2 separate regions of the Mus musculus genome follow, and region 2 is linked to region 1. A link is a loop called in an ENCODE intact Hi-C map of the cell type or tissue named here. Cell type or tissue: left cerebral cortex. All regions are shown on one strand. Each heading gives the region's core, and the rest is flanking DNA. Links, peaks and the distances in the headings are about the cores only.

The links. A loop is a pair of places that touch in the nucleus more often than their neighbours do. Peaks named below come from ENCODE experiments on the same cell type or tissue, not always from the same donor. Only the 100,000 strongest peaks of a DNase experiment are listed, where the experiment ranks them.
Region 2: it touches region 1 in a loop (2.4-fold over the local background); 1 of 42 quality-filtered maps calls a loop at or near these places.

The regions. Positions count from the first base shown.
Region 1 is chr14:122,234,656-122,237,473 of GRCm38, reverse strand. The region is part of intron 1 of Clybl (citrate lyase beta like); the gene reads right to left. Among named protein-coding and RNA genes, the nearest start is that of 1700108J01Rik, 2.4 kb to the right of the region's middle. In left cerebral cortex, for the core only: a CTCF peak has its summit at 1,598 (motif pointing right); no DNase peak of the experiment used is centred there.
Region 2 is chr14:122,365,964-122,368,781 of GRCm38, reverse strand. All of the region lies in intron 2 of Clybl (citrate lyase beta like), which reads right to left. It overlaps Gm5089 (predicted gene 5089), which reads left to right. Exons shown (of 4, transcript NR_033326.1): 3 at 425-470; 4 at 2,727-2,818. Among named protein-coding and RNA genes, the nearest start is that of Gm25464, 21 kb to the left of the region's middle. In left cerebral cortex, for the core only: no CTCF peak of the experiment used is centred there; no DNase peak of the experiment used is centred there.

The sequences.
Region 1 (2,818 bases), core at 251-2,750:
GCCACATGTCTGTCAGCATCTCAGCACCTAAGCTCCTTTCATCTCTGTGACAGAATACCTGAGAATATATACATATTTTGGTTTTTGGAGACAGGGTTTCTCTGTGTAGCCTTGGCTGTCCTGGAACTCACTCTGTAGACCAAGCTGGCCTAGAACTCAGAAATCCGCCTGCCTCTGCCTCCCAAGTACTGGGATGAAAGGCGTGAGCCACCATTGCCCAGCTTCTGAGAAAATAATTTTTTTTAAAGAATTATTTATTTTATATATGAATGAGTACATTGTAGCTGAATCCATACACACCAGAAGAGGGCATCAGATCCCATTACAGATGGTTGTGAGCCACCATGTGGTTGCTGGGAATTGAACTCAGGACCTCTGGAAGAGCAGTCAGTGCTCTTAACCACTGAGCCATCTCTCCAGCCCGAGAAAATAATTTAAAATAGCATTTGTTTTGACTCACAGTCCCAGGTTTCAGTCCAGAGGCTTTGGCTCCATTTCTTCTGAGCACATGCATGGTGTGCAGAATCCAACTGAAAGGGGCGTGTGTGTGGTAAAGCAAAGAGGCTCACCTCACAGCAGAGAGCAAAAAGTATGGAAGAGGCTAGCAACAAAGTATACCTTTCACTTCTCTCTCTCTCTCTCTCTCTCTCTCTCTCTCTCTCTCTCTCTCTCACACACACACACACACACACACACACACACACACACTGTGTACTTTGTGTGTGCACTGTACATGTCACAGTGCATGTGTGAAAGCCAGGGGTCAGCACTTTTCCTCTACCCTGTGGGCTCCAGGGATTGACTTCAAGACATTAAATTAGGCTTAAAGGCAAGTAGCTTTACCTGATAAACCATCTTCCCGGTCCCCTTTTCACCCCCTTTAATCAAGAGATAATCGACCTACAAACGAGCTCGTCCTTTGAGGAAGTTAGAGCCCTCATGCTCCAATCACTTCCTATGGTCCTATGGGTGACCACCAAGCCTTTGAGAGACAAGATTTCAGATTCAAACCCTCAACGAAGATCACTCCCCATTCATTTAGCCCTTCTGCCTGGATGTGGCTCAGTGGCAGAGCACAGGGCCAGCATCTGAGGACACCTGTTGAGGCTCCTCCTGCCTGCCCCTTCGTCCACCTTCTCCAGCCCTACAAACCTGGTGGCTCTAATGTCTGCCCTCTTCAGCTGTGTTAATGTCTTACCCAGCCATACTGTGTGTTTGTGCTTGCTTGTTTTCTGTACTCAGCCCTGTGGACCTGGCCAGGTCACCAGCAAATATACCACAGATCCAGGCTGGGGTCCCTGCCTATATTCATTCATTCAGAGGAGGTTTAGACAGAAGCAACACACAGCACGGCTCTAGCTCTGCTCTCTCTTGCTAGATCCAATTTGTAAATACAAGAAGTGAAGAAGATATCAATGGTGAAGGTTTATTTTTGCTCATATTTTTATTAATAAGCAGTGGGTACAAGCTTATTTCAATTTGACTATAGAACTCTTATATCTACATCTATAAACAAACACCTATGATTTCATATTTCTATCTGCTCCTGTTGTTTCAGATAAGACTATTCACTAATAGGAATATTATGAAGATTTTAGATTTTTTTATGAATATGAGTACACTGTAGATGTCTTTAGACACACCAGAAGAGGGCACCAGATCCCATTACAGATGGTTGTGAGCCGCCATGTGGTTGCTGGGAATTGAACTCAGGACCTCTGGAAGATAGCCAATGCTTTTAACCACTGAGCCATCTCTCCAGCCCAAATTTTTAGTTTTTAGAGGAAATTAAATAATTAGAATGAATAAACCAGTAAAAAAAATCTAATAAAATATTTATTATAACTATAGGAATACTTAATGTAGTAAAAAACAAAGTAGTAACTTTTAAAATAATATCAAATACACGAATTATATTACTTCATCAAGACTGTATGCTATGTGTCTGTATGTTGTGTGTTTGTATATGTGTTCTGTGCTGTGTATATATGTATGTGTGTGCATTGTATGTGCTGTGTATGTGTGTGCATACGTGTAAGCAATGTACGTGTATGTGTTATACACTGTATATGTGTATGTGTATGTCTGTGTGCACTGTGTGTGCATGCTATGTGAGCATGTGTATCTGTGTGTGTGTTGTGCTGTATATATGCTATATGCTATCTGTGTATATGCACACTATATGTGTGTGTGCACTCTTGTGTGCACACTAGAGGTCAGGTATCTTTCTCAATCACTTTCAACCTGTTTTCCCCCTAAAGTAGGGCCTTACTAAGTAGCCCTGACTGTCTTGGGTCTCAATATGTAGACAAGGCTGACCTTGAACTCACACAGATCTCCCTGCCTCTGCCTCCTGAATGCTGAGATAAAAACCATGCCCAGCTCCAACCTTATTTTTTGAAGCAGAGTCTCTAAGTGAACCTGGCTGGCTAGCAAGTCCCAAGAATCTTCTGTCTCCACCTCCTCAGTGCTGGGTCACAGTGTACAAGCTGTGCCTTTCCTGTACATGAATGTTGCTGATCAAGAACTGAGCCTCCTGCCTACACAGCAAGGAGGAGGCCATTCCCTTGGCCATCCATCCCCCTTGGCCCCATCAAGATAACGTTTAGTGTGGAAACAATTTGCCTCCCATAACCTGTCCTATTTTATACTTTGTAGACTGAAACCGGTACACGTGCAGAGTCCAATCGTTCTAATTGTTCTAATTATCATCACACCCTGATCCTGCTGCAGAAGACAGCAGGTGGCCTTTCCGTTCCTCCGGAGGGAGCTCCCTGTGGGCAGGCTCAGCTTCCTGAGGAGGACTGCCATGGGGTCC
Region 2 (2,818 bases), core at 285-2,784, 130 kb before region 1:
GAATCTGAGCGCTAAGCTGTTTGGCTATTTCCTTTGGATTTGAAGGGAACTGTTTGTGCAGCTCATGCTATAAACCTGCTTGTGATTTTCATCTGAGGTCGGATTGCCATGGTTTCCACGCATTCCTGTTCACTGAGTAAAACTCAATCCTTTAAAACTGGCTGCAAGCAGAGCACCTAATTCCAGTCTCTGCGCATAATCTGGTTAGTCGTTAACCAGTTATAATAATGAGCACTGAGAACTCAACATTGTATTCTTTCTTTTCCTGGTTTTTGTTTTTGTTTGTTTTTGTCTTGTTTTGATTTTTGTTTTGTTTTGTTGGCACAGAATGAACAGGGAGCTCTCTCCTGGCATCACCCTATACCTTTCCAAAAATGGAGACTTGGGTCTGAGGTATATTGACACCCCAAACTCTTGTTAACAGGTTGCTGCTTGCTACAATTTACATCAATGAAGAATGGATCCCTCTGGTATGTATCCCAAAATATCCAACAACCTTACTAAATTTACACCAGCCAACAAGTGTGTGGAATTTTTTTTTTAATGGTGAAATATGTCATTGTGCTAGTAAACACACCCATGCCATCTGTTGGGTTGAGAGAAAGACAGCTCCTCAGAACAATTAGTGCTGTGTATTCTGTTAGCTTGGTCCACCCAGTTGTGAGGAGAGAGACGTTCTGAACTCTGTTTGCCTGACTTCTCCCTACCATCTCTCGCATCATCTCCATCAACCCTTCATGCATCCTCTTGTTCTCTGGCGATACTCCTCCCTCCATCTCCATCTTTAGGTGGGTTAAGAAGAGGTCTGCAGGTGCCTGGCAGACTCTGAATGGGGTCTTTAGAGTAACTTGCTGAAAACAAAAAGGAATGAGCTTTGTGGGGAAAGAAAGGATGTTTTGGGGGAAGGTTGTTCTCATTAGGCTGAGGGGGGACTATATCACTAACAAAACGACACAGACCAGAATCTTTGGGACCAGAATCTTCCCAAAGTTCCTGCGACCGATCGATATTCCGTGCCACGGGCTACTTGGTGCAGTGGACCAGAGGCTAATAAAACTGTCCTTATCCATAAGCTACAGTATTATGTGGCCGTGTCTGGGCCAGGAACCAAGGCGTGCTATGATTTCAGAGCCTGGATTCCTGTCACCTGGGGAGGAGACGTGCTCCGCTGACGTAGGAAAGCAGATAAATCAACCATCCCCAAGACCTGCAGCCTCCAAAATTAAGGGAGGAAAAATCTGCGTGCGGTTGGTTCAATTGGCACCCATTAAAGCTAATGACTAATCATCCTCGCGAGTTTCTAGCACAGAACGATGAGATCTGCGAAGAAAACAACATCCGTCCACTTTTACACTCCAGTGGAAGGGGTGGTCCCTCGCGGCGGGGCGGCACAGTCTCGCCATCTGGAGAATAAATCGAGTGTGAAGTACAGTATAGTTTGGGACCAAGCTCCGTGGCGGCCGCTCAGCAGTCAGTTCATTAGCCCCAAACTTCCAGGGATTAGAGGGGCATCAATTCTACTGTCGGATAGGATGAGACAGACAGGGCACAGGATTCAAGAAACATCTAGACAACCAGGAGCCCCCTCTGGCTTATTTATAGAACCACAAAGTATAAACACGCAAATAAGTGCCTTAAATAACAGCATCAGCACAGTTCCCTAACATCTGAATCAACGCCTCCTCCCCAGCCTCCTACCCCAGCTCCCCTCCCCTTCTCCTCTCCCAAAACTGTGAAGGTTAAAGTACACACTTTATGGGACCAGAGGAAAGCTTGCCTCCATCAGAGGCTGAGATCTGGTAATTAAGAAATAGGAAGGGCATCCTAGACCCAGGGGAGATGTATAGCATTTGTAATAAAAAACATATATAAAATTAATATTTTCATTCCATAAAGACAAATGCCATGCCTTGTGTTCCAAACCCTTCCTTATGTTCTAATACTGGCTCATCTTAACTCATTTTATTGGTCAAGTGATGTCACAGGTATGGCCTCTTCCAGGTTTTGACTATAAGGTCCTGATATCAGCATCTTTAAGCTAAAGTTGTCCAGGTCAAATTAGGTTAAACCAAAACAACAAAAAAAACCTTTGACTAAATTCTTCCATTTAAAGACCTAATTTTTCATCTGCTTTTTAGACATTTATAATTAAAATCAGAAATTCCTGTGACACAAAAGTCATCACAAGGAGACCATATTGCACTTCTTCATAAATGCACAGAATTTGTCATTACAGGGACCACTCAAAGGGAGGTAGTAACTGAAACCATGTTTCCTGATTCTTGCAAATTGGTAGTGTGTTTCATTAGACAAGAGACAGTGTTGACTTTCAAAAGGTCATTAATTGTACAAAATAATGAGTTTTGTTCTGATATTTTCAAATATGCACAGGATATACTTTGATCATATGAATTTCTAGTTCATTGGGTTTTGTTGTTGTGGAAAAGAAGTCTTGGTTTGTTTTCTGAAAGGAAAAGGAAGGATAAAAGGAAGAGAGAAAGAAAGACTTGCCTCCATGACATTCTGTGTATTAACTGTTTTAAAGTCTCATCCCTTGATTATGTCCTGCAAGATTCCCCAAGTCATTCCTATTTGCTCTGAAACCACAGATTTAGATGCAGGAGAGGTTTGTTTTGTTTTGTTTTTTATGTGTTTATCGCGAATGATACATTAAAACAAAGGCTTATAGCAAAAATATCACAAGCCATCTTTCATTTCATTTCAAGGACTGAGAAGGCTCAGGAAGCTTACAGTACGTGCTTGGAATTTCTCATGCTGAAGACTGAATCTACTCTACAGGCGGCAAACACAACATACA